Linked DNA regions of Mus musculus: regions 1, 2, 3 and 5 are each linked to region 4. The links are chromatin loops, found by intact Hi-C in ENCODE. Cell type or tissue: left cerebral cortex. All regions are shown on one strand. Each heading gives the region's core, and the rest is flanking DNA. Links, peaks and the distances in the headings are about the cores only. Region 1 has its middle 15 kb from the start of Mir7673. Region 2 holds the start of Klhl15 (kelch-like 15). Region 3 holds the start of Maged1 (melanoma antigen, family D, 1). Region 4 holds the start of Fam90a1b (family with sequence similarity 90, member A1B). Region 5 holds the start of Eif2s3x (eukaryotic translation initiation factor 2, subunit 3, structural gene X-linked).

Region 1 (6,067 bases), core at 291-5,290, 77 kb after region 4:
TTTTCACTGCTAATGCACTTTTCCTTAATCGTGACTCTGTCGTCTGGTGGTAATTCCTACTTCTCAACTGCTGTAGCCCAGAAGCCAGTGGTAGTGTGAGGAACAGTCTCTGTACCTCTCAGTGAGTTGTGAAAGAAGCCACTACATGCTACAGTGTAGACCTCTCACTCTCTGTCTGGCTCATCATTGTGTTTAGTTCTAAAAGGTGGTAGGCAGGGCTGGAAAGTTGGCTCAGCAGATAAGAGCATTTGCGGCTCTTACAGTGAACCCTAGGTTCAAATCCCAGCATCCACATGGTGGCTCACAACCATCTGTAACTCCAGTTCCAGGGGATCTGTTGTTCCTGTCTGACCTGTGTGGGCACCAAGCACACATATATGCAAAGGAAACACTCACATATAAAATGAATAGGAAACACATATAAAATGAATAAACTCTAACTGCACCCCCACACACACAAAAAAAGAAACTAAGAAAGAGTGTGGCTCTCAGTGTGGCTCCTGGAACCACACTCAAAATGTTAGGCCTCTGCCCAGGGAAGACCCAAGTCTGAACAGAACGAAGTTGTTGGAGTCAGAATGACGAAGCTTACAAAACATTCCCTCCACTCTTCTCTTGCATAAAGCACTCGAGAACGTGAAGTGTGGGTCTCTGTTTCTGTCTAACTCCACTGGCCATCAGATTCATTTCAAGGCTGCTCGTGGTTTCACATGGTTTTCTGTCAATCTCACTATTTTCATGGGTTTTGCATCTTTTCCTCTAAGCTCATAGAATACTTTAGTTAAAATTATGAAGTGTTTTACTGGGGGTTGAAAAGTCCAATTTTCCTTGTATTTTTTTTTTAACAAAGTCATCTGTAGCTTCAGGATACTCATAAATACATACCGCTTTGTTGTTGTTGACACCTGCTCCCGTAGTCCTTTTAGTGAGGAATTCATCATTCCCAAAGCAATCCATACGCTTCTCCACTCACATCTACCCGTGCAGTTTCCTCTGGCACAAACCCTCTTCATTTTTGGCCATTAGCAATTCAAGAACGGGATATGTTCAACCCGCTACCTTGTTTTGAGCTTGGGGGACACTGACTCCATTCTTTTTATTAGTTGTTTTATTGATTTACATGTGGAATGTTGTCCCCCTTCCTGGTTTTCCTTCCACAAACCTCCCCCCATCCCATCCCCCATCCCCCTGCTTCTATGAGGGTGCTCCTCCACCTACCTACCCATTCCCACCTCACCGCTCGTGCCTCCTCCTATGCTGGGGCATCGAGCCTCCACAGGACCAAGGGCCTCCCCTCCCATTGATGGCCGACTAGGCCATTCTCTGCTACATATGCAGCTGGAGCCATGGGTCCCTTCATGTGTACTCTTTAGTTGTTGGTTTAGTCCCTGGGAGCTCTGGGGGTACTGGTTGGTTGATATTGTTGTTCCTCCTATGGGGCTGCAAACCCCTTCAGCTCCTCCAGTCCTTGCCCTAGCTCTTCCATTGGGGTCCTCAGGCCCAGTCTAATGACTGGCTGTGAGCATCTCCATCTGTATTTGTCAGACACTGGCAGAGCCTCTCAGGAGACAGCCATACCAGGCTCCTGTCAGCAAGCACTTCTTGGCATCAGCAATAGTGTCTGGGTTTGATGTCTGTGGACAGAATGGATCCCCAGGTGAGGGCAGTCCCCAGATGGCCCTTCCTTCAGTCTCCGCTCCATATTTTGTCCCTGTCTTTCCTTCTGACAGGAACATTTCTGGGTTAAGAATTTTGAGATGGGTGGGTGGCCCCATCCCTCAAATGGGGGCAATGTCTATCTACTGGAGGTGGTCTCTACAGGTTCTATCTCTCCTTTGTTGGTTATTTCAGCTAAAGTCATCCCTGTTGGGTCCTGGTAATGTCTCGCTTCTGGGACTTTATAGTGGCTACCCCCAGTTCCCCATCTCCCACTGCTACACACCTCTGTTCAATTTCCTGACCCTCTGTACTTCTCTCCTGTCTCTTCCCAAACCTGATCTTGCCCCCCTTATTCCCTCCCCCGCCTCTCTCCCTCCCAGGTCCCTCCCTCCCTCTGCCTTCTGTGATTATTTTGTTCCCACTTTTACATAGGATTGGAGCATCCAACTTTGGTCTTCCTTCTTCTTAAGCTTCATATGGTCTGTGAGTTGTACTGTACATTTTTGTTGCCCTGGCTAGCCTAAAACTCTCTATGTAGACTATGTTGATCCCTGAACTCAGAGATCTGACTGCCTCTTCTGTCAGGGTGCTGGAATTAAAGGGCATATGCCACCACACCCAGCCTGACTACATTTTTATGAGTACAACCAGTTTAACTTCAATTTTAACAATACGATGAATTTATTTTTGGCATAGGATCTTGCAGTGTAGGCCAGGCTAGCCTCAAAGTAGTAATCCTCCTGCCTCAGATCTTAAGTGCTGGGATTACAGGATGTGTACCACCATACTAAGCTTCAGTCTGGATAAATTTTATAAAGAATATATTTCTTTTGAAAGAAATGGGGGCACACACCTTTAATCACAGCCCTTGGAAGGCAGGGACAGGCAGATCTCTGTGAGTGAAGGTTAGTCTGATCTACATAGCAAGTTCCCAGTCCAGCTAGAGCTACCTAGTGAGACCCTGTCTCAAAAAAAAAAAAAAAAAAAAAAAAAAAAAAAAAAAAAACCAAAAACAAAAGAATGTATTTCTCAGGCCGGAGTGGATGGGTGGGTGGGGGAGCACCCTCATAGAAGCAGTGGGGATAGGATGGGGGTTTGCAGAGGGGAAACCAGGAAGGGGAATAACATTTGAAATGCAAATAAATAAAATAACCAGTAATAAAAAGAATATATTTCTCTGTACAAATTCAAATCCACTTAATTGGTTTAATATCAGTTTCCTTCTAATATAGTGCAAGTAAACTATTTCTAGTATTTTTGTATCTTTTAAACTTTTACTGACATTATTTTAATCTGTAAAATTCCTGTTCCTATAAATGTTACCAAATTGAACCTGGCATGCTGGTTTACACACTGACTATCCACAGAGCCAAGAAGAGTTCCAGGATAGTCAGAGCCACACAGAGGAACCTTGTCTCCAAAACAAAACAAAAACAAAAACAAACAAACAAACAAAACGAAACAAAAAACGACTGGCTGGGGAGATGGCTCATTGACTGCTCTTTCAGAGGTCCTGAGTTTAATTCCCAGCAACCTCACAACCATCTAAAGGGATCTGGTGCCCTCTTCTGGTTTGTCTGAGTATAGCTACAGTGTACTCATACCCATACAATAAATAAGAAAAAAATCTTTTTTAAAAAAACAAAACAAAACAGAAGCAAAACAAAACAAAACAAAACAAAACCTGCCCACATAATTTATTTTTACAATTTTTAAATTTAGAACAGGGTTTCTCTCCATGTAGCACTGACTTTCCTCAACTTGCTGTTTAAGTGAGGTTGTTGAACAACAGTGGTCAACCTGCCTCTGCTTCCCAGATGCTGGGAGTAAAAGCATATGTCACCACACTTGGCTATTTTTTTTAACCATTTGTTAAACGTATTATGAGTGAGCTAGTTTACTGTCTCTATTATAATTTTCTGTATTTGAAAAATCTCATCAGCCTAAATTTTGTCAGAACGTGAGTGATTTTTGACAAAATGCAACAGAAAGCAACAGTGCTCTCATACCTCTGTACATCTAGCCTTACCTGCAACTTTCCACTTACGGCTGTCCCAGCCCACAGCGCAGACCTCAAGTTCTGGGTAGCTATAGTCCCTGGGAACCACCACTCATGGAAATTGGAGGAAAAACCCCTCCGGCTTCCTAGTCTCAGATGGGACGACGCTGAGATGCATTCTATACCTGACTTCTTGTTCCCAAGGAGAGAGGACTGATTTCAGTTGTCCCAAACAGATAATGGTTTTTGATTGATTGATTGATTGATTGATTGATTTGGGGATTTTTGAGCCAGGGTTTCTCTGTATATCCCTAGCTGTCCTGGGATCTGTTCTCAGGCTGGCCTCAAACTCACAGAGTTCACACTATGGGAAACATACCCCTGTACTGAGATGAATACATAACATTTTAAATGTTATTTGTATGTGTGTACATGTACATGCTGGTGTATGCAGTTGTGAGCATTCATGCAGAGATCACAAGAGGATGTCAGGTGGCCTCCCAGATTACCTTCTGCCTATTCCTTTGAAATGGTGTTTCTCCCTAAGTGTAGGGCTTGCATTTCTTGGCTAGGCCCCCAGAGAGCCTGCTGTCTCTGGCTCTGTCACAGATGACATTACAGGGATGCACAGAACGCTTGGGTTATAATGTGGGTTCTCAGATCCAAATTCCAGTCCTCAGGATTGTGAAACACACTCTCTTGAGGACTCATCTCTCCAACACCTCTGATTCCATCTTCTGACCCACCCTCCAACCTTTCCTTCCTAGAATGGTCCCTCAAACTAATCATACTTAAATTCTCTTTTCAGGGGAATTCCAAACTAAGATTACAAATGCAGTTCTATAGTTTTTGCCACTGTCAGTTTAACTTTTATTATTTGAAAATGGTATACATGCTTACAATGTATTTTGGCTGTATCTTACAATGTCACTTTTATTGTTTTTACCAACTCTGCAATATTTTCCATTGTCAACTGCTTTTTTTTCTTTTTTAATTCATGAGTCCAGGCATTGTTTTCATTCAGAACCAATTTTGCCAGGCACTATCTCATGTTATTTCTGCTGGCTGTAGAATACAACAGAGTCAAAGATGGAAATGTTCAGTAAGCAGGTTAAAGTCATAGGCTGGGTCGGGGTGAAGGCCTTGGTCAGAGCATCCTGCCTCGTGTGGCCTCCCCATGCATTTTTGTCTTTCCTCCCTCGGCACCTTCCCCCCTCCTGTATCCTTCCTATTTAATCTACATGACCTAGTAAAAAGTCAGTCTTGCCTGACAAGTGCAAAGTCAGCTCTTCCATCAAATTGGTCCTTGTCTTCCTCGACGGTGAACACAACTCCTGAACTCCCATCACAGGCTACTTTTCCCTCTGGCATTTTTTATTTTCAGCGATTTTTTTTAGCTGTTTACATTCCCTCATTAGCAAAGTGGATCTTACTTGGTTTGTGGTGGCATGTGTTTTACTGGGACCTGCTCCTGCTGGACAAGTGCTTTACCACTGAACCATGTCTCCAGTTCTTTTTGATTTTTGAGGCAGAATCTCACTAGGTTGCCCAAACAAGGCTTTGAACATACAGTTCTTCTGTCTCCGCTAGTAACTGAGCTCACAGACCTGCACCATCACAGTTGCCCTCTCCCCCAAGCTGACTTTGCTCCTGCTGACATCCACACAGCAGCTATTCAGTGAGGGTTTAAAAGGTAAGCTGATGGATGGGTCACACGGTCCCTAATGGAGGAGCTAGAGAAATTACCCAAGGAGCTAAAGGGATCTGCAACCCTATAGGTGGAACAACAATATGAACTAACCAGTACCCGGGAGCTCTTGTCTTTAGCTGCATATGTATCAAAAGATGGCCTAGTCGGCCATCACTGCAAAGAGAGGCCCATTGGACTTGCAAACTTTATATGCCCCAGTACAGGGGAACGCCAGGGCCAAAAAGGGGGAGTGGGTGGGTAGGGGATTGGGGGTGGGTGGGTATGGGGGACCTTTGGGATAGCATTGAAAATGTAAACGAGGAAAATACCTAATAAAAAAATTTTTTTAAAAGAAAAGAAAAGAAAATTAGAGAAATATCAAGGGCTATAGACTTGTCTTGCCATTCTTGCTTGGAGTATAGACAAAAATTACTATAGATGGCATGAGATTTCAAGATGCTTATATACACAAATTCCTGCTTGGAATGGTGGCCTTAACCTGACATTTAGAAATTTTGTTTTCTGGGCTGGTGAGATGGCTCAGTGGGTTAGAGCACCCGACTGCTCTTCCGATGGTCCAGAGTTCAAATCCCAGCAACCACATGGTGGCTCACAACCATCCGTAACAAGATCTGACTCCCTCTTCTGGAGTGTCTGAAGACAGCTACAGTGTACTTACATATAATAAATAAATAAATCTTTAAAAAAAAAAAAGAAAT
Region 2 (6,067 bases), core at 522-5,521, 130 kb after region 4:
CCCCTTCCTAATAAACCACTATTTCAACAAGCCCTCACTAATGGCCAGCTTTTGTTCTTTAATTTTAAAAAAGCCCAAATGGCCTATAGCACTCTACTTCTGAGGAAATGTCTGACAGCGAATTAATCTACAGCACATCCCCCACCCAGGTCAAGAGTCATTGTCCTCATGTAACATTCAGTCCCCAAACCTGACCATAGGCCACCAACATCACAGGGACAGAGCTAAAATCAGGGGGAAACTGTTAAAGGAACTAAAATATAACATCTTTTCCTTTCTCCCATCTCTCTTGACTTGTCATGATATGTTTCTACTTGTTGGTATATGTTGTCCTAAATAAAGAAAAATAAAAATTTTCAATTCTTAGCACAAATTCTACCATTATTTATATTGTGCGATGCTGGTTTACACACATCATTAAACCAAGTCTAAAGCCTGGCTTCTGAACATCCATGAAGCCAGTCAAGTCAGCCTTGGCTCCATGATAACCCACAGCAAGGCAGAGAGGTCAAACTCAGAAATGCTCAGTAAAGTAGTGATCTGTGAAAATTATCTTCAGAACAAGGGATAAAGCCAAAATATAAAAGCAGTCACTTTAAAGCTGGCTGTTCCTTTTCCAACCTAATCTGTCTTTTTAAAAAATACACAAGCATACTGTGAAAGACCACTGGCATCAGACCAGGGAATTAAAATTTTAACATCTACTCAGAAAAAAAAAGAAGACTAAAAATAATATACTCCAAAATGCTCCTTTCGCTTTTAATTGACTATTATAAGCCAAAACATTCTACAGTTTTGAAACTCTAGAAAGTAAATTCTATTTTCGAGCCACAAATATTTACTATCTTATTTCTTGCCAATTAACAGGTAGTAAAGAGTATTAACATCCTTTACCACTGATGAAATGGGACTCAAAGCACCTACTAAGTGCTGTGATTAAAAACAAGAACTGAATTCCTCAAATATTGCATGAAGTGCTAACAAGTTGAAATTCCCTGTACATTGCTGGATCTACTGAGCATTAGAGAAACATGGATGCATGTGTAAGCTCTTGAAAAACCATTTTCAAATGATTAGAAGTATTCAGTCATCCTGTTCTGTAGATACGAAAAGCAAACACTGAAATTAAAAAACACACACGCTTTTAAAATGACAACAGTAAATCAGATTGACAAAGGAAGTGAACCTCTTAAAAATAAAAAAGACTAAATAAATATAAGGTGTTAAATATTCTGAATAAGAAAGGGGGCTGAGAGGCCTAGAAAGATGAAAAGCCCTACAGTAACATTAAATTTGAATTAAAGGATACCGTTATTTAAATAAGCAGTTGGCATTTTGTAGAGGGAAGGCCAACGAACACTGACTATTAAACAGCTATCCATCACTGCGCTGTTCTGCTAGTCCTTATTTACTTATAATATAGAAATGAAGAGGCAGCAACAGTTAGCCACATTAACCACTCAAGCAAAGGTTACCTAAAGAAAATGACCTTACATTTTCCTACACCACTATACAGCTATAGATTATTTTCACATATATGACCTCATATAGTCCTCACTACCTCTCTGATGTGGCTATTATCGACTACACCGCATAGATAAGAAACTGAGGCTCCGTCCGAGATCTCCTCAGTGCGAGATTTTCTCAGTCGCCCAGTCGGACCCAGACATTCTGATTATGCCGCACGCATTATGCCGCACATTTCGCATAGTTCTATTTAAGGCACAAACAGGATTTTTAAAGGGAAGGAACCGGTTAAGGGGGAAATAATCATGGTACCTGCAGCTCTATGCTGCAAAAAATGGCTGAATTATGCTTCTTCCTTTTTTTCTCCTCTCTCTCTCTCTCTCTCTCTCTCTCTCTCTCTCTCTCCCCCCTCCCACCAGAAAAAAATTTACATTTCAAACAATTTAAGTAAACTCAAAAGACAAATTAGCTCCCAGCATCTACAAAATGTTTGAGTGCGGCCAGTGCGGTGAGGGCCACGGAACCCGTGCCTTCCTCGGGGCCGCGAGCAAAGCCTGGGCTCCGCAGGCCGGCGGCCAGGGGCGGCTACGCACCTCGGGGGTCCTGTCCAGCCTCTAGTGGACGGCAGTCTGCATCAGGAAGAAGTGGGCCAGTGGCCGAACGGTGGGAGGGTCGGGCGCCGGGATGGACCGCGATAGCTCCTCGAACCTCTACAAGGGGCCGCTCCCTGGCCGGGCCGGAGCGCTCCGGCGCCGGGCGAGCTCGCAAGCCCGAGGCCCCCCGAGAAACAGTCCTGGGAAAGAAGACAGCGGTTGAGTGGCGAGTCCAAACAGTTGGGCTAGGCGTGACGCGCGCGGCGTCGGGGCCGGGGCCCAGCCTCGCCAATACCGGGGGATGTCGCGGCACTGCACGGGGCTCGGCTGGAGAGGCGACTCAGGACCACCAACTGGGGGACAGCTGAGGGGGCCGAGGGCAACAGAAACGCCAGCGGGAACCACATACACGACGGCGTCTCCGGGTTTCTGCCCCCAAAGCGCGCGGAGCCTCGGGATCACCCACGCCGGGGGTGGAGGAAAGCGGGAAAGGGGCGGGAAAGGGGCGGGGCGTGAGAGGGCCACGAGCCAGGGGCCGCTCCGGGCCTCGCGCCCCCTGCGGGCCGAGGGAGCCGCCCGGGGCCCGCCCAGGGGGGCGGGGCCCACGGGCTAGGGGCCCGGGCCAGGGTCTCGAGGACGCAGAGCCGAGCCTGTCCCCGAGAGAGGGCGGGGACTGGAAGCCGTGGGTTAGGGAGCAGGCCTGGGAGGCCCCCTTAGCCCCTGAAGGCGCCCCGTGGGGGCCGGCGCGCCGCCTGGCGGGTGTTTACCTTCCCCCTGGTTGAACGCCAATGCCGCCATCTTTCAGCCCAGGCGCGTCACTTCCGGCGCCACGGAACGGGAGCCGGTGTGGGAACCGGGTAGAGGGAGGGTTGTCCCACGCCAGCTGCGCGCCTTGCCCCAGAGGCGGGCCTGCTACTGTAGTGGGGTTGGGGGGTGACGCGGCGGGGCCGGGGCCAGAGAGAAAGGAGGTAGAGGGGCTCTGCAGGAGGGATCCGCTGAGGTTGACCCTCAGAGCCCTGCCGTCGAGGCTGGAGAGACTCGGCCGTGCACTTCCACCCCTGCAGCAGGGTCACTCCGCCTGGCCCGGAGGTGGGCCCCGTGGCGCTGCAGCGAACACACAGTGCGCAAGTTGAGGGCTAGGAAACCTGGAAAATTCCATTTTTGCATCTTGCACACCGTCGGATGAGGGGAGTTTTGCCAATGGTACCTGTTATAAAAGTGACTAGGTGGACGCCAAATGGCAATCATTTTTTATAAGGCAATTTGCAATGAATCATTGCGTCACGGTTCCACTTAGCTTATCGCATGCAAATTACATGTTTCACATGCAAATTTCCCAGAGATGGAAAGAGTCATCGAAAATGGCATTATCTTCACCAAAGGTAGAAAAGTACGAGCTAAAAAAGCGGGTTTGTTTTGCATCAAAATAGGCAAGAAGGAATATACAGAAGGCACCAATTTCAGTTGTTCCTTGAGGAGGGGTCTGTTTGTTTTACAAATCTGCTCTAGAATTCTAGGTCATGGCTTTTAAATACTACCCTTACTTGATTTAAGAAAATGGAAATACACTGTAAGACTTTTGTAAATTTATTATATATCTCTGTAAGAGAGCTGTAGATGACAAATACACAGTTGAAGCCACTGGTTCTACGACCAGTTAAAAATTAAGACAACCGTTAACCATTTCTGATCTTAACAGATCTCTTTGCTTCCCCTGTCTCTAGCTCCACCACCGAAGCCCATCCCCCACCCCCACATCGCCACTTCTCTCTAAATGAATATCCTGATGAACTTTTCAAGAGACTGTGACTAAAAGTGATCAGTATCTCTTTCTAACAAACTTGATTAACATGCCACATTTCCCAAGAGGCCAAAGTAGCACATCGTGTACTGTTTTGCTGAAGTACACTACTTCATTGTAAAAATAATTATTATTTTGAAAATAGGAAATAATCTCTTTTCTGACTTAAACACTGAAAGTTCAAAACTTGTCTCACCTATTCTGTTTTTTCCAGTAGCCCCTTTAATGCCTTTATTTGTGTTGGTTATTTTTAAATCCTAGCTGGTTGGGTGGGTGAGCTGGCTCAGCAGGTAAGGGTGCTTGCCACAAGAGTTCTAGCCTCAGGATCCACAGAGTGGAAGAGAGAACTCTCTTCACTCACAAGTTGTTCTCTGACCTTGACATGTGTCATGCCTGCACACATACACACTTAAACAAAAGATAGTAAACAAAAGATAGTAACAAGATCTTAAATTCTAGTTTGCTATCTTTGTATATTACTGCTTGATTACCCCAGAATGTATTACCTTAAAACAACACATTTAAAACTTAAACTATAAAATTAACTTTCAATTGCACACATTCAATGTCTGAATTTTATGTTTTATATGTCATAAATAGCTAAAAGAGTTGAATTTTTTTACATTAACTAACAGACATGCATTTTAAGCTATACATTACCATAAGTGAGTGATCTGTCTAGAGGTTTCTTTCTGTTTCTGACTTGGAAAACAGACGTGTTTGTCTGGTGTAATAGGTATGTATAACAGTGAGTGGTGTCACAACGTATTCTGATCAGTATACACATTCTCTGGCGTCATGTGATCTCATCTGGCATTTTCTTCTGTTGCTCTGCCCAAAATCTTTTCAAAACGACTTTCCTGTTTCTGAAAGTGAAGGGTTTGTTTGTTTGTTTGTTTGTTTGTGGGTTTTTTGGTTTGGTTTTTTGTTGTTGTTGTTTTTTGTTTTTTGGGGTTTTTTTTTTTTTGCCAATATGTATGAGTGTTTGGCTGCTTGTGTGTATGTGCACCTGCTGTGTGCCTGGTGTCCATCGAAGTTAGAAGGTATCATATCCCCTGGAACTGAAGTTACATGGAGCCACCATGTGGACACTAAGACTAAGCCTCTGCATGAACAGCATATACTCTTAACCACTGAGCATCGCTCCACCTTCCTATACTGTGTCTTTCCACCCATCTATATATGTTTACTATATAGAACCCCCCCAAAGCTATCCTTAACAAATGATGCTGAGCCAGGATAGGTGCTTGCCACACAATCCCCCAGAACCCACATAAAAGTGGAAGATGAGAATCGACTCTACAAGGTTGTCCTCCGACTTCTACGTGTATGCTGAGGCATACCCATCATATACATACACATCATATACATACACATCATATACATACACATCATATACATACACACTGATTTAATTCTAAAAATAAATGTAGATGATGCCACTTTCACTTCTCTCCCTAGGGATGAAAGCTAAGCCCTCGCTGTTTTTTCAAGTACTGTATTATATATAGGATGGTCTAACATTTTAATACCCAGGAAAATAAAACCCCTTTATCTAAATAAACTGACACCTGCTGCAGTAATTCCTGTTTTCACTTGCAGCAGGCATCGCTTAACAACAGTGATATATTCTGAGAAATGAATAAGCAAGTGATTTTACTGTTAGGCAAACCTAGACAGACACCTAATATGGCGCACATGTTTAATCCCAGTGAGGCAGAAGCAGAGACAGGTAGGTCTATATGAGTATAAGGACAGCTTCATCTACATAGTGAGTTCCAGGCCATTGAGGGGCTACCTAGTGAGACCTCATCTAAAGAGAAAAAAACTATATAGTTTTTCTCAGTACCATGGTTTGCTATGACTGGCAGTGCAGTAGGTTTCTTTATACCAGAATCAACCACAAAAGGTGTAATGTGTTGCACTCCAGTGTAAAGATAGCTGTAACATCAGTAGGTAGTGGGGATTTTTCAGCTCCATTATAATCTTTTGAGTACAGTCTGTAGTTGATTGAAACTACATCCTATCTATCAATCGATTGATCAATCTATTTTACATTTCTTTAGTTGGGGAGGGAGGCATAGAGACCAGACAACTTGCAACAGTTAGGTTCTTCTTTCCACTATGTGAGTGCAGGGAATTGAACTTAGGTTGTCAAATTCAGGTTGTCACACTTGGTAGTAAATGCCTTTAATGCTGAGACTTG
Region 3 (6,067 bases), core at 477-5,476, 180 kb before region 4:
ATCAGGCTGCAGCGGCAAGGAGCCATCCTCTATAAGCGGCTCAAAGTACTTCCTGCCATTAACCAGTTCACCATGACCCTGGACAGGCAAACAGCTATTCAGCTGCATAAGCTTGCTCACAAGTACAGATCGGAGAAAAAGCAAGAGAAGAAGCAAGGGCTACTGGCCTGTGCTGAGAAGAAAGCTGCTGGCAAAGGCAACAGCCCAACAAAGAGACCACCTGACCTCCGAGCAGGGGTCAATACAGTCACCACTTGGTGGAGAACAAGAAGGCTCAGTTGGTGGTGACTGCCCATGACATAGACCCCATTGAGCTGGTGGTTTTCCTACCTGCAGTGTGCCGAAAGATGGGGGTGCCCTACTGCATCTTTAAGGGAAAGGCCAGGCTGGGGCACCCCGTCTACAGGAAGACATGCACCACTGTTGCCTTCACACAGGTTAACTCGGAAGACAAGGGTGCTCTGGCTAAGCTGGTGGAAACTATTAGGACCAATTATAATGACCAGATCTGCTGCCACTGGGGAGGCAACATCCTGGGTCCTAAGTCTGTGGCTTGCATTGCTGAGCTGGAAAAGAAAAGGCTAAAGAACTTGCCACTACATTGGGTTAAATGTACACTAAGTTTTCTGTACATAGATATAATTTAAATAATAAAAAGAAAAAGGGAAAAGGAAATAAAAAGGAGATGCACCTAACCCTCAAGAGACTGGAGGCCCCAGAGAGTGGAGAGCTCTGGTAAGGTGGGGGCTGGGGTGGGGACATCTTCATAGAGGGGGTGGGGAGGTATGAGATGTGGAATAGTCAGAGGGTGGACCGGGAGGGGGATAAAAATCTGGAGTGTGAAAAAAAAAGAGTAAATTAAAATTTAAAAAAGAGAAGAGAAGAGAAGAGAAGAGAAGAGAAGAGAAGAGAAGAGAAGAGAAGAGAAGAGAAGAGAAAGAGCCAGGCATAGTGGCACATGAATTTATAATCCCAGCACTTGGGAGACAGAGGTAGGAGAATCTCTGGAGGTTCAAGGCCAGCCTGATCTACAAAGAGAGTCCAGGACAACCAGAGTTCTGTTACACAAAAAAAGCCATGTATCAAACAACAAGAGAGAGAGGGAAGGAGAGGAGAGGAGGGGAGAATAAAGAGGGCCTGGAGAGGTGGTTCAGAGGATAAGAGCACTGGCTACTCTTCCAGATGACCTGGGTTCAACTCCCAGCCCCCACAGGGCAGCTCACAACTGTCTGTAACTCCAGTTCCAGGGGATTCGACACCCTCACACAGACATACATGTAGGCAAAACAGCAAATGCACATAACATAAATAAACTTTTAAAAGGCTACTGAAAAAGAAAAAGAGGAAACATAGAAAGAGGGGGTGGGAGAGATGACTCAACAGTTACGAGTGCTTGCTGCTCTTCCAGAGCAATCGGGGTTAGTGTGCAGCACCCATGTGAACCATCTGTGACTACAGCTTCAAGGGAGCCAACATCCTCTTCCAACATCCATGGGCACCTTCATGCATACATACATACATACATATAAAAATAAATGTTTTAAGTAAGAGTAAGATAAGCCATAAACTGGGAAAACTTGCAAACCACATATCTGACAACAGACTCATGAATAAACTAGAAAAAGTCAATATTCAAGGTTTAAACTAATTGACTTATTCTCTTTGTTAATCTGTATACATCCATGTGTGTGTGAGTGTAAGTATGGCAAATGTATGTGGTACATACATGCATGGGTGTGTGGAGGTACACACCCATGCACTCACAGAAGCCAAAGGAGGATGGCAAGTGCTTCTGTTTTATTCTCAGGCAGTCTTTCACTACCAGACAGAAAAATCCGGCAATCCTCCTGTCTCCACCCCCACAGTGGGTGTGCAAAGCTCTAATGAGCTTCTTCCATGTGTGTTAGGAATTTGAACTCAGATCCTCCTGCTTGTGCGGCAGTGATCTTACCAAGGTCCAACATCGCTAGCAAAAGCAGTAAGACAACCCAAATAGAAGATGGATCAAACGTATACAGAGACATTTTACTAAAAAGGAGATACGGGTGTGAAATTATCATACATAAATATATTCAGTTAACCACCAAGTAAATGCACATTAAAAGCACGGTGAGCTATTCCTACACACTATTGCTAAAAATTCTGACTACAAATGTCACCCAAGATTTGTAGAAATTGAACCACTTATATGTGGTTAATGGGATGTAAAATGGTTGAGCCACTCTAGAAAAGATCTGTAACTTCTTGTAAAGCTAACACACACTTACTATAAGCCCAGAAATTGCACTGTTGTACATTTAACTCAAAGAAATGGATATCTGTTTACACACAAAAAAATGTAAAAATAAAAATTAGGGGCTAGAGATGGCCAAACCGTTTTAGTCAGTTCAGTTCCCAGCACCCACACCAGGTGGCACACAACCACCTCTGTAACTCCAGTTCCAGGGACTACAACTCTCTTCTGGCATCCAAAAGCCAGCACATATGTAGCATACACACAGAGAAACAAACCCACATACACTTTGAGGGGAAGTTAGAAAGACAGGCCTGCTCAGGGACAAACATCTGGATAAGAACTAAGAAAAATAGAAGGACTCAGGGGTTTTAATTTAAAACAACAACAAAGCAGCCTATCTAGACTCATGTCCCACCCCATCTAGACTCATGTCCCACCCCTCAGACTCTCACCTCCCAGTGTCCCCTCCCAGCTCCAAGGAAAGAGCCTGAGAGCCTTTTAGCTTCTGGAAAGCTTCCCACCCCCACCCCCACCCCCCCCCCCCGCATTCCAGTCCTTTTGTCTTTTCTGCTCACTCAGTCCTTTGCCTTTTCCCCCAAAATGAACTCAGCTAACACCAGGATCCCTGTTACAACATGAACAGACACAAAAAAGAACGTTAAACATTTAAAAGAATGACGCAGAGAAAGATTTTTCTGATAAGATAAAAACATGCAAAAATGCGTATGCTCCTGGTTCTTGTCCAATGATAAAAACACGACTCTTTGATCAAGCAGGGATTTAAACATCATGCTAACAATGCACATCTGAGAGACCTGAAAGAAGAATGTGGAGTATTAGGCAAAAGAGTGCCATTTAAAATATTTCCACGTGCATTATTATCTTATTGACGTAAGAAGCTCTGTGCCTGAGCTTAAAAATGCTATATGAAAGGTAGCAGAAAAGCCTTAGCCACTGGCTCAGGGTGGTGAGGATTCAAAACTGATTACTTAACTTTGATAGCATTTAGATATTTCAATCCCCAATGATGAATATAAACTGTTGCCATAATGAATTATGTCTCTGTATATGACAAAAAAATAATACGTGAATTTATCGGGCAAAAAAAAAAATTTCCTCTCAGGCTTCTAGCTTTAGCAATGGGGTAGATTGTGTGATTCATTCATTTATCAAACAATCTTTATTGAGAATATAAAACGTATTAGGTAGGCATTGTTCTTCGTGCTGAAGGTACAACAACGAGTAAATTGGGCAAACTTCCATATCCATATCCCTAAAGAAACTCCCAATCTCATGTGACAAAAAGAACAAAACTAAAGGAAACAGTGGTGAGGATATACATACATATATATTCATATATATATGAATATATACATACATATATATTCATATATATATGAATAAATTTTGAAATAATAATTTTGAGAATATCAAGAGATATCCACCTGGAGAAGGGAGGGGACAGCAGGGTGCAAGTCCATAAGGTACAGGCTGGATCATGACTGAAGATACAGACGTGGAAGCAGAGAAAATATAAAATGGCACCTCAGACCTCCTTTCCTGAGTCTGATCACGTCCCACTGCAGACACTTTACAGAGGAAGTGCTGAGGAAAAACAGGCAGCTGACAGGGGAGGTTGCTATGCAACAGATGAGGGAAGTCATCCAGCCTGGCAGAATTGATGTTGGCCCTTGGGGACAAAATGCTGCAGTCCTTCCTAGCATTAGCCTTCTTTCCTATGCAGGCTCCTCACAGGAGCTGACGCCACAATAAATGGGAAACGCGCTAAGGTCTGCCCGGGACTTGGGAAACGGATGGGTTTGGATTGAGTCATTTCGCATCTGTATGCCATCTTTCTGCGTTTGTTTCCCCAGCTGTCCTGGAAGCACAGCTGGCTGTGTGTCCTTGGGCACGACCCTCTTTGCGGGATTCCTGTTTTGGATAGTAGTGAGTAAACCAGGCTCAGAGAAGTCCACTAAAGTGTAGTGACTATATCTCAGGGGACTCACACAGCGAGGGACAGATAGGGCAGACACTCCTCCCGGAATTCTAAAGCCAAGGCCAGCTTCATTCTGCAAGAACAAGGCAGACACACCTGAATGCTCTGGCCGCTCCAGCAGTCACCAAGAAAGCCTGCGGTCTCGCTCCTGGAGACTGCCTACTAAGAGGAGCACAGAACGAACCTAAAGGGTCCCCACACATGCCAGGCCTCCTAGAACACAAGCCTTATTCCCATGGAACAAATATTGGGGAGAGGACAGCTTGTTATTCCAATAGAGGTTGAAGGAGTGCCCCTGTTCTCAGACTAGATTTTACACTCAGGAAAATCCAGGCCCCTCATGGATGGTTTTGTTTGTCTTTTAGATCAAGTCTCAGAGTTGCACAGCTGGCCTGGAACTCAGGGCTTTCCCTGAGTCCCCAGAGTGCTGGGATTACCAGCCTGCGCAGCGGTGCTGGGGCAGGTTCTGGCCTTTCTGTGTGGTACCAGCTCAATGCCCCGGGCTTCTGCATTAGCTACCTGGTGTGTTAAATGAGAATGTTGCACTCCATCCATCTCCCTAAAACAGCCTGCAAGAAAAACAAGCCCCAGGGCAGACCCCACAGCCCAACGCCTTTCCCTCACCTCTCTAACCCAGCCCTCAAAAAGGGTTTCGATGGGCAAAAACTGCCAAAAGGGCGAGAGAAAAAGCTCATTTTCTGAGTCCAGTGAGAGGAAACCTATAGATCCCCCCCCCCCCCGGGCGACCCTTGCTCCGGTATCTCTGCAATGGTTTTTTTTTTTTTTCTGGCCTTTAAGGTTTCTGCGTCGTAGAGTGGGTGAACTCAGCAGAGGCCTAGCATGTTTCGAAATAAGAGACCCCCGCGGGGGGCCTACCTACGGGGCTCTGCACACGGGGGTGGGCGGGAGCTGCGGACCTGGCTAGAGAGAGTTCGGGAAAAAGGGCGGGACTGAGCATAGACGCATTGCGGAGAAAGGTAGGGGGCTGGTGTGTCGGGCCAGGGGGTGGGACCGAAAGGCGCTGCGCATCTGTTGAAGGAGTGGATGCGTAAGGAGAAGGGGAGGAGGAACCTTTGTCCACTGTCAACCTGGTTGGCGGTGGGATAGTGTGCTGGCAAGGAGGCGGGCTCTCCTCCAAGTGCACATGCGCAACAATGGCTCTGGGATGAAGCTTTTGTTGGGAAAGCAAGCGGGACTCTTATTTGGACAGTGATCTGCTGCGCATGCGCGGCGCGTCCAGAGGCGGTGGGTGGTATATTAGGCGGAGAGGCGGGGTCGCCCGAGCTGCCGCGCTGGCATTTTCTCCTGGACGCGGAGAGAGTGCGGGTGCCGAGAGCCGGACAGAGCCATTCCCGATCCTCTTGAGTCGCGAAGAAGGAAACAGCGAAGGGATTGGGGTTCGGCCCTGAGGCAAGGTGAGGTTCGCCCCCAGACGGGGCATCTGCCCCCCTGGCGCGGCGTCCTTCCGCCATTCTTTTCTCCCAGTCCCTTCACCCTGGATTCGGAAGCCCCCTGCTCTGCCTGCTCCCGGATTCAGACCCTGCTCCCGACCCTTTTCTAATTTGAAACTCCGTCCGTCCCCCTGAATCTTTTCTCCAGTTCCCTCCCCGAATCCTATTTCCCGACCTTGATCCCGTTAGATGGTTCCTCTGAATTCAGAACCTTAATTCAACTTTTCGGACGCCCGTGTCTCCCCGCTCGCCGCCCTCCCTCCCCGCCCCCGTAAACTACCGCATCCACAGCTCCTCTCTGACTCCAAAACGGCAGCGCTGAAGCTTTTCCCTGGCCGCGTCTGAGATTGGAGATGGTCTAGCGGGACGACCGGTTACTTT
Region 4 (6,067 bases), core at 311-5,310:
CCCTGTGATCTATAATGGTGACATGCCTGCAAGACAAGCTGGTGCAATAGCAGCACAAAAGTTGTGGGAGTCACCAACCAATATTTAATTAGAACTAAGGCCCATACCGTGAGGTGGAACCCATACCTGACACTGCCCAGCTGCCCAAAAACCTGAGACTTGATAGCCCCATGGATCTAGCAGAAATCCAAATACTACTGTTCTGCTAAAGAATGTAGCAATAAAATGACTCCCAATGACATTCTGCTATACTCATAGATCAGTGTCTTGCTCAACCATCATCAAAGAAGCTTCGCCCTACAGCAGATGGATGGGAACACATATAGACACCCACAACTGGACAATATGCAGAAAGTGACAGATCTTGGACCAGTCAGTCCTAAATGGGATGTCTCCATGAAAACCCTCCCCTCAGGGCTCGGAGAACCCTGTAGAAGAGGAGGAGGAAAGTCTGTAAGGACCAACAGGAATGGGGACCTCAGGGAAACAGGGCCTTCTAAGCAAAGCATGATAGACACACATGTGAACTCACAGAGACTATGGCATCATGCATAGGCCTGCAAGGGTCTGCACCAGATAGGGGCCCGGTGTTGGCAGAAGTGGACCCAAGTTCCATTCCCAGCACCCACATGGTATCTAACAAACATTTGTAACTCTAGGTCCAGGGGATCATATTCCATCTTCTGGCCTCTGTAGGTACCAGGCAAGTATGTAGTACACAGACATATATGCAGGCAAAACACTAATACACATAAAAAATAAAACAGATGTTCAACACAACTAAAGACACAAAGAACCCCTGGAATTTCCAAAACATCCTCAAAGTGGGTAGTACCAGTCAGTGAGAACCATTGTTTTACAATCGCATTTTTTATCTGAGTCATAAAGCTATGCTAATCTTTCATGTCCATCAATAAATTAAATGTATCAGGATCATGAAAGATTTTCAAAGAGCCAAAGTCAGTGCACACTTGCACAAACTTATCTGAACATACCCGACATGGGCATTGTTGGCTGCAGATCCAGTTTCCATTACACCTTTTCATGAAGCCATTCCTTTTCCCTGTGCTTACGCAGTGGTCCTGTTAGCCTAAGCTAACCAGAGACTAGCATTCCCTGGCAACTGCAATGAGGCTAGTGACAGACACCTGACCCATACTGGTCCAATCAGACCTGAAGAAAAAACATACTCCAAGCTTGGGAGTTTTATCCTCTCCTCTTCCCCTAGTGAATAAGAAAGTACTGTTATGTCAGTCATCTTGAAACCATAAGGAAGACCAACAATGCCATAGTAAATGCCATAGTAAACCCTGATGGCATTGCTGAGCCAACAAATCTATGAGTTCAGTGTCCATCCTTCCTCTGCATTTAGTGACATAATTCCCCTCAGTATTTAACAGTTAGACTTTATTACCCTAATTTCACAATGGGGGGGGGGGGGAACAGGCAGTTAAGTGGAGTTAAGTGACATGTCCATTATCATATAGCTAGTAACTGACAATACCACAGCACTGGAAGGCAGAAGCCATGGTCTCATTTTGCAGCCCTTACTATTGTGCCTCAAACACCCACCGCAGCTGCAAGAAACTTTGAAATGAGGAGCACAAGTCTGAAATTTCATTAGCACCATTCTGTAAATATTGTGTTTCTTGAGACTTGATTTTGTAGATTTCTGGCTGCCTGTGGCTATTTTTTAAGACAGAAACTTTATGTAACACTGGTTGTCCTGGAAATCGCTACGTAAACCAGGCTATCCTCGAACTCATCTTCATGAATTTATCCACTGCCTCTGCCTCCTGAGTGCTGGGATTAAAGGTGTGCACAGCCTGTGGGGTTTTTTTAATGACAAAATATATTTGCCGTTTAAGAAAGAATAATTTATGCTAAAATACAGGTTTTTGAAAGTCTTCACTGTAAATGTCCATCTTATGGAGGACAGTTCGAAAAAACTGTAAGAGGGGAGAAGAGTCGACTTCATACTAATGCTCACTGGGCAGTAAAGCTCCAGCTACATACACACACACACACACACACACACACACACACACACAGAGAGAGAGAGGGGGGGAGGGGGAGGGAGGGGGAGGGAGGGGAAGGGAGGGAGAGAGGGGGGGATGAGGGGGAGAGAGAGAGAGACCCCCCCGCCCCGCCCCAAGCCAGCATCCCCGACATCCTCCGAAGCTGACCCTCCCCCACCCACGGGCCAGGTTCTGAAACTTGATCCTGCCAAGCAACCAAAGCCACAAACCCTGCAGCGCCCAGACCTGGCTTCATCCTCCCCACAACCCCAAAAGGGCATTAGCCGAGGAGGTGGGCACGATAGAGGCGTTTTAACTTTTCAAAGTGTTTCATTCGCGAGAGAGCTCAAAGGGCCGATCCCACCAATCTAGGGTTTCACTCCACAACCTCACAGGTGCTGGTACCGAGTGCTGAATGAACCGCCGCCAAGCCAGAATTTAGCCCGGAGGTGAAAAAGGCCTCAGGAGGAACCGAGTCTGGTCCCCAAAAAGACGCCCGGGAGCGTGGGGAGGGCTCCTGGAGGCTGAGAGGGGACAATGACAGCTGTGACCCGGCTCCACATTCTCACCTTGAACATGTCGCTGGCAGCCGCGGCTCCGGCAGGGTCACCCCTCCCTTGGCCCCTCCCACTATAAAAAAGGCAACTACGGTGGCCGGGTTAGATCCTGATTCCCTTGACCACGAGCGAGCACGAGATGATGCTGTGACGCCAGCTTAACCCGCCAAAAGCTCGGCCTGCGCCGCTAGGTGGCGTGTCGCGTTGCTTAGCAACCGAGAGGCGCGCGCGGGAACCTAACAAATTCAAACCCCGCCTCCTAGACAGTCCTGCCTCCTTGCAGGCTGTTGCTAGGCGGCAAAAGGCTGCAGGTCCGTGTGGGCGGCCGCACGCTGTGGTGAGAAGAAGGCGGTTCTCTGGCTCCCTGCCGCGCCGGGGACTGGCTTTCGCCTCCACTGCCAGGCTCCGGCTGCGAGGGTTGAGAATCCTGCACGCTGAGGCAGCCAGGCGGTGGCGCCCGACGGACGAGGGTAAACTGCACCAGTCTCTTAGGGAGAAGCAGCGGATCGACCCGACCTTGGGGCATCGATTTACCTCATAAAAGGTTTTTCCCTTAAAGAATTTACCTTGCGCTGAACGGTCCTTAAGTTTTACGTTTAAACTAAATGTAACATGTCGCTTACTTGTGAAAAAATGACCGGTACCGGTGTTTTTCTTTTTAAAGTACTAAAGTGTAAATCTGACAATCAAATATTGGTCCCATTTAATACTTGTAGACGTAAAATGGCAGTATTTGGCTATTTGCGAGAAAAACTGGCGTTGTCGCTGGTTTAATAATTTCATTTTTTCCACCCAAGTCTATGGGCACAATTGTCACGGCCGAGCGTCCAAGGCTGTGAAAAATCTAAGGCTAGGATTCAACTCCAGGTAGGCTGCCTCTTGAAATCTCAGCGCTAGCCTCAGGGAACACTAGCGGGTCCGATAAAGACGGCGTATTTCATATTTCGTTTCTGTCCTAATTCGACAGAAAATGGAAGAAGCCCTGTGGGCGGGCGTCCTGGAGATGCGGAGATTTTTTCAGTGTAAGGTCACTTGTCCTTTTACCCAGAGACTGATTGGGACACACCTGTCCTTAAGGAAATTAGGGGGGTTTTTATTCGCTGAGGGAGAGAGAGAGAGAGAGAGAGAGAGAGAGAGAGAGAGAGAGAGAGAGAGAGAGAGAGAGAGAGAGAGAGAGAGAAGGAAAAGGCGCGCCGCGCGTCTGGGACAAGCTGGAGCGCTTCGGTAAGAAGTTAGGTTTGTCGTAGTATGTAGTATCGGAGCTTTAGTTCAGTGATTTGTGGTCAAAGTTTTTTGGTTTTTTTTTTTTTTTTTAAAGCGGGACTTTGCGGTGTTCGAAAGTTTCAGGGAGGAGAAAGCCCTAGAGCTCAGCCTACTGCCGGACCAACTTCCAAATGTTACGAGCGGCTTTTTTTTCCCCCTTCTCAACAGAATTGTGTGTTCCGAGCCATCTCCATCTCCAGACCCTGAGGAGAAATACTGAATAGACTCGGAAGGCTCTGTCTGCATCAGTAAGGTAACATCTTAGAAGTGGGAAGCATGGTGATGATAAGTTACAGCCAAAGCGCTTGCTTAATGCCAGGAGTTGCGGGGGTATGTGAACTAGGAAAAGAAGGAAATGACAATTTCACCTTCACTAAACTCTAACTGAACTTTAGCATTTAAGTACGGTGTAGGCAACAAACCTTAGTATTAGCAGTACTTGCGAGTGTCGCCAATAGAAAGCAGGTATTTTCAAACCATTTACAGTCACAGCAGCTAACTAAAAATATCACTTATGCTCATTACTACAAAAGTACAATCGTTATTAAATTTTTATTTTATGCATAAAGAAGACACGTGTTACTGAAATTTCCTTTTAAAAGGTATTTTGAAGATATGAGTAAGAATTTGGGGAGCTTCATCCAGACGGGAATGTAATACTTAAAAGAGTAAAAACTTTTTGGTAGAATCAGTAATCTCTTACGTACTGATCAAAACACCAAAGGGGGACGGAACCACGGAGAGGTTAAGCAATTTGATTAGTCTCACAAGTGTTCAGTAAAAAATGGACCAAAAAAAAATCTTTAGAAAATGTGTAAAATTCTCCACTCAGAAAAATATCCCCTGCCAGTAAGGAGTTTGTGAGGAAAATGACCAATCCTGAATTATTGCTCCAAAAAGCTAACTTCAAGAGCCAGGTGTGGTGGTGATCATCTGTAATCCCAGTGTACATGGGGTGTTGGGGCAGGAGGTTTAGCTTCAAGCTACTGTCTGCTACAGATTGAATTTGAGACCAGCCTAAGCTACGTGGGACCCTGTGTCCCAAAAAGACAAGTTAACTTCAGTGCTACAGTGACTAGAAGGAGAAAGATGGGCAAAAGGGAGACGGATTAGGAGGTTATGGAGAGGTCCAGTCTTTCTGACATAGCATGTGGTATTTCAGTATGGAAAGGGTACAAACTGGACACAACACTAAAAGCACACTGCTTTCTTCTTAAAGGGATTCAAAACTTTACACAACAATCATAGGACATTTGAGTCTAGTCCAAATATAAGAACGTGAGGATTATAACCTTAAAAGCTTAATGTTATGTGTGTTCAGATTATTTCTTTGTAGGGAAAATGGAAAAGTCCTCAAATACAACAGGTTCTGGTGGTCCAAAATCAGATAGTCAGCTCCCAGAAAAGCTCCGCAGGACATTCTCTGCTCGTGCTGCAAAGATAAAGGCAAGAAAAGCGTAAGAAGCCATCCTTTTGCCTTCTGTTGTAATTCCACAACTAGACAAATAACGAACTTACCCACCTTCTTTGTTTATTTGTTTGTTTTGGTTTTTTTGTGTTGTTTGTGTGTTTGTTTTCTTAATGTGTAAATTAAAATTGAGGGGTTTTTTCTTTTTTTCTTATTTATTTACTTCCCAAACGCTACCTCCCCCTCCTGGTCCCCCCATCCCAGAGCCCCTTCTCCCATTCCCCCTCCCCTTCTCCTCTGAGAGGGTGGGCCCCACCCAGGGTTTCTCTCCACCCTGGAGCATCAAGTCTCTGCAGGGTTAGGCTCACTCTCTCCCACTGAGGCTGGATCAAGGCAGCCCTCAGTCTCTGAGAGGCCTGAGGGTACAGGCATCTTAACTCTGTTGGTCTTCCTGTGGAATTCCTATCCCCCTTCAGGGCCTTTAAACCTTCACCCAACTCACCCACAAGAATCCCTGACCTCTGTCTGTTTCGGTCAGCTGCTCTCAGAAGACAGTTATGCTAAGTTCCTGTCGATCCATAAGCATGCTTTCCCAAATTTTGGTATTTTTTTAATTACCTTTGAGTTGAATATTATGACCTTAGAATTTTGTAACTTATTAAAGCATGTTAACACATCTACTTGCTAATACTACAACCTTCTTAAGCAGTTTTATTATTACACATTATAAGTGAGAAAGAAGGGCTGGAGAAATGGCTTGGTGATTAGGAGCTACTTCCTAAGGACCACAGTTCTGTTTTCAGGACCCGTGTTAGGTGGTT
Region 5 (6,067 bases), core at 383-5,382, 150 kb after region 4:
TTAGAACACTCTCCTAACCTTCCAAAACTAGCTATGCGAACAAGCTCTGTCACTGTTGAGTCCTATTTATACTCCTTCCAAACATCACGTGCCTTACATGGGTCTTGCCTTACCACGTGTTTTGTCTCAGCACGTGAGTCTGTTCTAGCAAAACTCCATAAGAGTCTGTATCAGCTGACACCCCTCTGCCAATCAGCCTGAGTCTTCAGAAGAGACAAGAAGCAACCAGAACACCACCAGAAGTTTCTTGGTGTTTCTCTCTATGGAGTCATGACAAATGGAGCTCAGCTAGGCAATGTAAGGCAGACCAATACATGTGTGTAGTTATTGAAGAATCCTTCATCATGTGTCCTTTCATGTGTTTGCAAAACATCCTTTCACCTGTGTCTGCTTCAGCAAAACATTCTTTGACATGACTGACTTTCCAAAGAAACCAGAAGTTTCCACTTCAATTACCCACACATGGTTCACTGACAGACATGCAAGCAACACATTCATACACATAAAATCATAATTCTTTTAAAATTCTTTTTTAAAAAAGAATTATGAGCTGGGTGATAGAATTATGAGCTGGGTGATAGTAACAATTGCCTTTAATCCTGACACTCTGGAGGCAGAGGCAGGAGGATCTCTGTGAGTTTTAGGTCAGCCTGATCTACAAAGTGAGTTCCAAGACAGTGCTATACAGAGAAACCCTATTTTGAAAAACTTAAAAAAAAAGAATTATGAGTATAATTCCGGTACTTGGAAGGTGAAATCAGGAGAATCAGTTCAAGGCCAGCCTTATCTACACAGAAGGTTTGAGACCAGCCTCTCTCAGCCCTTACCCTACTCAAACTCAAATAAAAATGGCTAATGCATCCATGTAAAGATACTCAGGCTGGGCATGTATATAGCTTAGTGGGACAGTGTTTGCTTAATATGCATGAGGGCCTGATATGGCTCAGATCACCAGTACCATCACACCACACTACTACCACAGTACCACCCCAGCATAAGCACACACAGACACACCAGTCATTAGAGGATGTAAATTAAAACTGCGCTCATTGGGCTGGAGTGATACTTCCATGGTTAAGACACTTACTGCTAGGTTTAGAGAACCCGTGTGATGCCTCACACAATTGTAACTCTAATTCCAGGGGATGTGAATGTATGTGTAGCTGCATACATTTGGAGATCAGAAGACAACTTGTGGTACCTGGCCTTGCTTGGTGGCACGCACTTTTACCCACTCAGCCATCTTTCCAGCCTCACTGCGATATTTCTACTACCAAAGAGTCTACGATGATAAAACACCTCATGTTCCATTTGGTATAAATGAATTTAAAAGTTTATTGTCCTATGAATCACATATCTAGAGATTCAGTCTGTTAAAATTCCTAATTACCTAGGTTTTAGTATATTCACAAAGGAAGAATAACCATCACTGCACAAAACTCCATTATCATTTTCTTCATCAAGATTTTTTGGGACTTCATTTTTTTTCTATGCAATTTTCTCTATGCATAGCCCTGGCTGGCTATTATGCCTGACTTGCCACTTTCTTTTTCTTCTTTCTTTCTTTGGTATTAAGGATTGACTCTAGGGCCTCACAAATGCTCTATTGACTGAAGTGTATCCCAGTCTTTCTGAGTTCCTGCCTGGGCCTCCTGAGTGCTTTTAGTGCTGAGATTACGAGGACCCCAGCACACACAGCAAAAGACTTTTTTATTTTTTTTGGTTTTGAAGACAGGGTTTCTGTGTGTAGTCCTGGTTATCCCAATGTAGACCAGGCTGGCCTCGAACTCAGATATCTGCCTGCCTCCTCCTCCCTAGTGCTGGGATTAAAGGTATATGCCACCACTACCTGGCCAAACATTACATATTTTTATGAAAAAATACCTTAATTGACTGCTATAGCTATTTAGAATGTAAAATGAAAAAAACTGAATATAAGATAAAATCAAAAGGTAAAGGTATAAGGTTAAAGAGGGAAGCTATGGTGGCTCACACCTTTAACCCCAGCACTTGAGAGACAAGTCCTGTATAGTGAGACCCTGTCTCAAACAACAAAAGGTAAAGTTAAAGCCAGGCGTGGTGGCGCACGCCTTTAGTCCCAGCACTTGGGAGGCAGAGGCAGGTGGATTTCTGAGTTCGAGGCCAGCCTGGTCTACAGAGTGAGTTCCAGGACAGCCAGGGCTATACAGAGAAACCCTGTCTCGAAAAACCAAAAAAAAAAAAAAAAAAAAAAAAAAAGGTAAAGTCAAATAAAATACCTTTACTAGATTAGAATACACTACATTTTAGCATTTTGGTTTCTACCATTATTTTTTTTAAGATTATTTATCATATGTATGTGAATATGCTGTCACCGTCTTCAGACACACCAGAAGAGGGCACTCTATCTCATTACAGATGGTTGTGAGTCACCATGTGGTTGCTGGGAATTGAACTCAGGACCTCTGGAAAGGCAGTCAGTCAGTGCTCTTAGCCTCTGAGCCATCTCTCCAGCACCCTGCCACTACTTAAGAACTATGTCCTTAGCCTTAATTTTAAGACAGCGTCCTTATACACAGCCCAGGTTAGCCAGTTCGTGTTTCTGCCTCTTGAGTGCGGAGATTACGTAGGAGCCAGCACTCACATTAAACATCACTTATTTTTAACACAAGAGGAAAAATAAGATGTCTAATGGAGGGTTTCCAAGATTCAGCTTCAGAAAAAAAAAAGTCTGTGGACACCCGGCTTCCAGGCTACATTCACGCGGATACAGACTAATGTCACCATACACCATCTCACTGGCCTTAGAAATTTCTCTAGCGATCAAGGGGTAGGGGAGGTGAGGGGCGGGGGCGAGGTCGGAGAGGACTGGACTCTTCCTCCATCATCTCATCCTCGAACCCTTCCCCAGATCTCCGCGCGAGGGCGCTCTGTGCGAGCTCGCTGGGGACCGCTCCGGTCGAGCGTGGCCAGCCTAGCACGCGGTGCGGTCCAGAGCTCCGGCAAGGCGGAAGAGAACGCCGAGCTGATATAGCTCTATCGCTTTAGTAGATTATAGAAATGGGGAAAACAAATAAATCAATGGAATCAAACAAAAGAGACATTTCTGATTTACACCCAAATGTAAAGACGCCGGCAAGTCTTTTCGGCCAGCTCCCAGCCCCCGCCTCCAAAAGGAAACGGAAATGATTTCTCCGTTCTGAGCTGCGCAGTGTCACATCGATAACCTTCCCCTCGAGGGGCCTTTCCTGGGGCTGCCCTGAGTCTTGCCTGCACAGAAATCCAACAGGACCGAGACGGATACGTTCTGAAACTTTGTATCCTGTTTTCGAGTCAGGTCGCCCGGCGTTCCTGCGCAAATTCAAACAGAGAGAAGTCCGAGCAGTCAGGTCAGTGCTGCATTCGCCATCATTTTCATCAGGTCTATGCCGCAGTCCGCCTTCCCGCCGCTTCCCCTTCGCTCCGCCCAAGGGGCCTACGGTATGTCAGGCGGCTGCCGAGCATTTTCCTTTTCTCTCCGAGCAAGATGGCTGGGGGTGAGGGTGGAGTGACTCTCGGTCAGCCCCATCTTTCCCGACAGGATCTCGCCACATTGGTAGGCCCTGGCTTTGCGGCGGGAGCAGCCCAGTGATCTTGGGGGGTGGGAATGGAGCATCGGAGGGCCTGGAGATGAGGTGGTTCCTGGGTGGCTGGAGCGTGGGCTGAAGGAGCCATCCTAGAGCTGGGCCAGCTAAAGCCTTAGCGTCCAAGGCGTGCGTGCCAGCTCTACCGCCAGTACCTTGTCTAGTCCCCAAACTGGGGAACGATTGTGAGACTTGGAATTCCTGGAGTTAAGCTTTGTTAATAAACAGAATGGAGATGATTAATATAGCGTAGAGTGTATGCTTAGCATCCACGCAGCCCTGAGTTCCATCCGGAGAGGCGCACGCCTGTAATCCTAGCACTTAGGAGATGAAAATAGGAAGATTAGAAGATAAAGGACATTTTTGGCTCTATATCTGGTTGGAGGCCAGTATGAGACTAACGAGACTGTTAAAAAGTTGTTAAGGTTTAAGTCTGTAAAGGATTGGAAATTGGACTATACTGTTCACTGTGTTAGACATTTGAGGACTTGTTATGACTCCAGTATTTGGTGGCCTTTCATCGCCAGACCTCTCTTAGTGAGTGGACTTGTCTTAGTGTGACAATGACACTATAGTCATTATAGTCTTCCCAGTCTTAACAGCATGTTGCCGGCGGGGGGGGGGGGGGGGGGGGGGGCTTTAGCAGGAGAAGAGAGCTGTTCATACGGAGCATACAGTTGTACCCGAGGAATATAAAGTCAAGGGAAAACTTGTGGTTTGTATTGATTATATTTTACAATATATTTCTTTTCAGGATGTTACCAAGTTGACACCACTTTCACATGAAGTTATCAGCAGACAAGCTACAATTAATATTGGTAAGATAGCTTGAAGACTTACTTGACTTACAAGTAATTTTAACCCTTTCTTTTATGTAATTCATTGAGTAATGTGGACATTTATTTGGAAATTGTCCTGAGTAGGTCAGTGTGTCAAAAGAATGCTGTGGTACCCTTACTAACAAAATATTGCTACTTTTTTTTTTTTGAGATATGTATGAAAGAAAAGTTTCATAGTCCAAGGTAGTATGTAATCATAGAGTAGTGAATTATGAGGTACAAATGCACTTTGCTGCCATACGGGATAGTTTATGGCAGTTTTATTTGATATATAAGCTATAATTAAGTCCACTTCTTTCCTCCCCCTTAATTGGCGCCTAGAACTGTTGAGGTATGAATTGGTATTGCTTGAGTATGAATAGGGTATGGTTGGGTTTTTGATGTTGGATTTGGGGAGGAAGTGAGACAGGCTTGCTATGTGTTCCGGCTAGCTATTCTAGGGAGACTGCCTAGCTTGGCATTCACTATGAAGTCTGGGCTGACTTTTAAGTCAAGGCAATCCTTCTCCTCAGACTTCTGAATACAAGGGTTATGAGTGTGTTGTATCAGAGTTTGTCTAATATGACAGTATGATGGCTGTGTGCTTGACATCTTTGGTGTTTTTGTTTTGTTTCGGGGGTGATTTTAGGGGTTTTGTTGTTGTTTTGAACTAGTAGAAGAGTATGTAAATGAATAATTTTTCAGTCAGGATAACAACATTTCAAGTGAACATTTAAACATATTTAATTTTTGTTTGAGATAAGGTCTGTCTACATAGCCCTGGCTGTCCAGGAACTCACTTTGTAGACCAAGCTAAGCTTAAACTCAGAGTTGAAGTGAGTTCTTAGACTGCCTCTGCTCCCCAGGAGCTGGGACTACTCTTTTAAATTTTATTGCATCTCTCCGCATTGTCCAGGCTGGCCTCAAATCCTGCTTCTTACTCCCAAGTATATACTCTACTAAAACTGGTCTGAGAAGCTTGGTTTTTTTCGAGACAGGGTTTCTCTGGCTGTCCTGGACCTCACTCTGTAGACCAGGCTGGCCTTGAACTCAGAAATCCGCCTGCCTCTGCCTCCCAAGTGCTGAGATTGAAGGCGTGCACCACCACCGCCGGGCCTGAGAAGATTTATAATGTGTGGAAAGCAGGACAACTTTTAGGAATTGGTTCTCTCCCTTTCCTATAGGTTCTAGGTATTGGAATCTGGTCCTAAGGCACTTGTGACAAGTGCTTTTACCTGTTGAGTCATTGTCATGATGACAGTTTAGGAATTTATTTTCTTTTTTTTAAAAAAATCACAGAAAATTTTTTTTTGTTTTTGGAGACAGGGTTTCTCTGTATAGCCCTGGCCATCCTGGAACTTTGTAGACCAGGCTGGCCTTGAACTCAGAAATCCGCCTGCCTCTGCCTCCTGAGTGCTGGAATTAAAGGCGTGCCCCGCCTCGCCCAGCTACAGAAATATTTTAAAGACTTATGCTTTTCATTTAATGCCAGGTGTGGGATATGACGCTGCTTCAGTTTATCCACAGAAGTGGACTCTGCTGTAGCAGAGGTGGGATTTTGCTAGCAGCAGATAGTTTCTGCAATTGTGTCCCATTTGGAATTCTGGGGACTTTTCCTTCTGAGGGTAGATAAATGCTAGGACCCCG

Evidence for each region. A loop is a pair of places that touch in the nucleus more often than their neighbours do. Peaks named below come from ENCODE experiments on the same cell type or tissue, not always from the same donor. Only the 100,000 strongest peaks of a DNase experiment are listed, where the experiment ranks them.
Region 1: a loop joins it to region 4, with 13 times the contacts of the local background. A loop is called at or near these places in 17 of 42 quality-filtered maps.
Region 2: it touches region 4 in a loop (14-fold over the local background); 12 of 42 quality-filtered maps call a loop at or near these places.
Region 3: a loop joins it to region 4, with 4 times the contacts of the local background. A loop is called at or near these places in 8 of 42 quality-filtered maps.
Region 5: it touches region 4 in a loop (16-fold over the local background); 2 of 42 quality-filtered maps call a loop at or near these places.

What each region holds. Positions count from the first base shown.
Region 1 is chrX:94,286,270-94,292,336 of GRCm38, reverse strand. No RefSeq gene overlaps it. Among named protein-coding and RNA genes, the nearest start is that of Mir7673, 15 kb to the right of the region's middle. In left cerebral cortex, for the core only: a CTCF peak has its summit at 3,232 (motif pointing left); a DNase peak (open chromatin) is centred at 3,225.
Region 2 is chrX:94,231,414-94,237,480 of GRCm38, reverse strand. It overlaps Klhl15 (kelch-like 15), which reads right to left and starts at 2,551. Exons shown (of 3, transcript NM_001039061.1): 1 at 2,061-2,551. In left cerebral cortex, for the core only: CTCF peaks have their summits at 2,548 and 2,760; DNase peaks (open chromatin) are centred at 1,656, 2,041, 2,577 and 2,835; H3K4me3 peaks cover 3,016 bases; H3K27ac peaks cover 1,340 bases.
Region 3 is chrX:94,541,475-94,547,541 of GRCm38, reverse strand. It overlaps Maged1 (melanoma antigen, family D, 1), which reads left to right and starts at 5,517. Exons shown (of 13, transcript NM_019791.3): 1 at 5,517-5,650. It also overlaps the pseudogene Gm9005. In left cerebral cortex, for the core only: a CTCF peak has its summit at 2,401 (motif pointing right); DNase peaks (open chromatin) are centred at 3,710, 4,344, 4,674, 5,391 and 3 more places; H3K4me3 peaks cover 774 bases; H3K27ac peaks cover 905 bases.
Region 4 is chrX:94,363,683-94,369,749 of GRCm38, reverse strand. It overlaps Fam90a1b (family with sequence similarity 90, member A1B), which reads left to right and starts at 2,973. Exons shown (of 10, transcript NM_001362881.1): 1 at 2,973-3,119; 2 at 4,007-4,091; 3 at 5,160-5,295. The coding sequence starts at 5,180. Apoo (apolipoprotein O) reads right to left here and starts at 2,640. Exons shown (of 9, transcript NM_026673.4): 1 at 2,588-2,640. The coding sequence starts at 2,596. In left cerebral cortex, for the core only: a CTCF peak has its summit at 2,776; DNase peaks (open chromatin) are centred at 2,835, 3,436, 3,778, 4,043 and 1 more place; H3K4me3 peaks cover 1,666 bases; H3K27ac peaks cover 452 bases.
Region 5 is chrX:94,210,072-94,216,138 of GRCm38, reverse strand. Eif2s3x (eukaryotic translation initiation factor 2, subunit 3, structural gene X-linked) reads left to right here and starts at 3,488. Exons shown (of 12, transcript NM_012010.3): 1 at 3,488-3,574; 2 at 4,357-4,420. The coding sequence starts at 3,506. In left cerebral cortex, for the core only: a CTCF peak has its summit at 2,904; DNase peaks (open chromatin) are centred at 2,609, 2,933, 3,227 and 3,424; H3K4me3 peaks cover 1,986 bases; H3K27ac peaks cover 1,555 bases.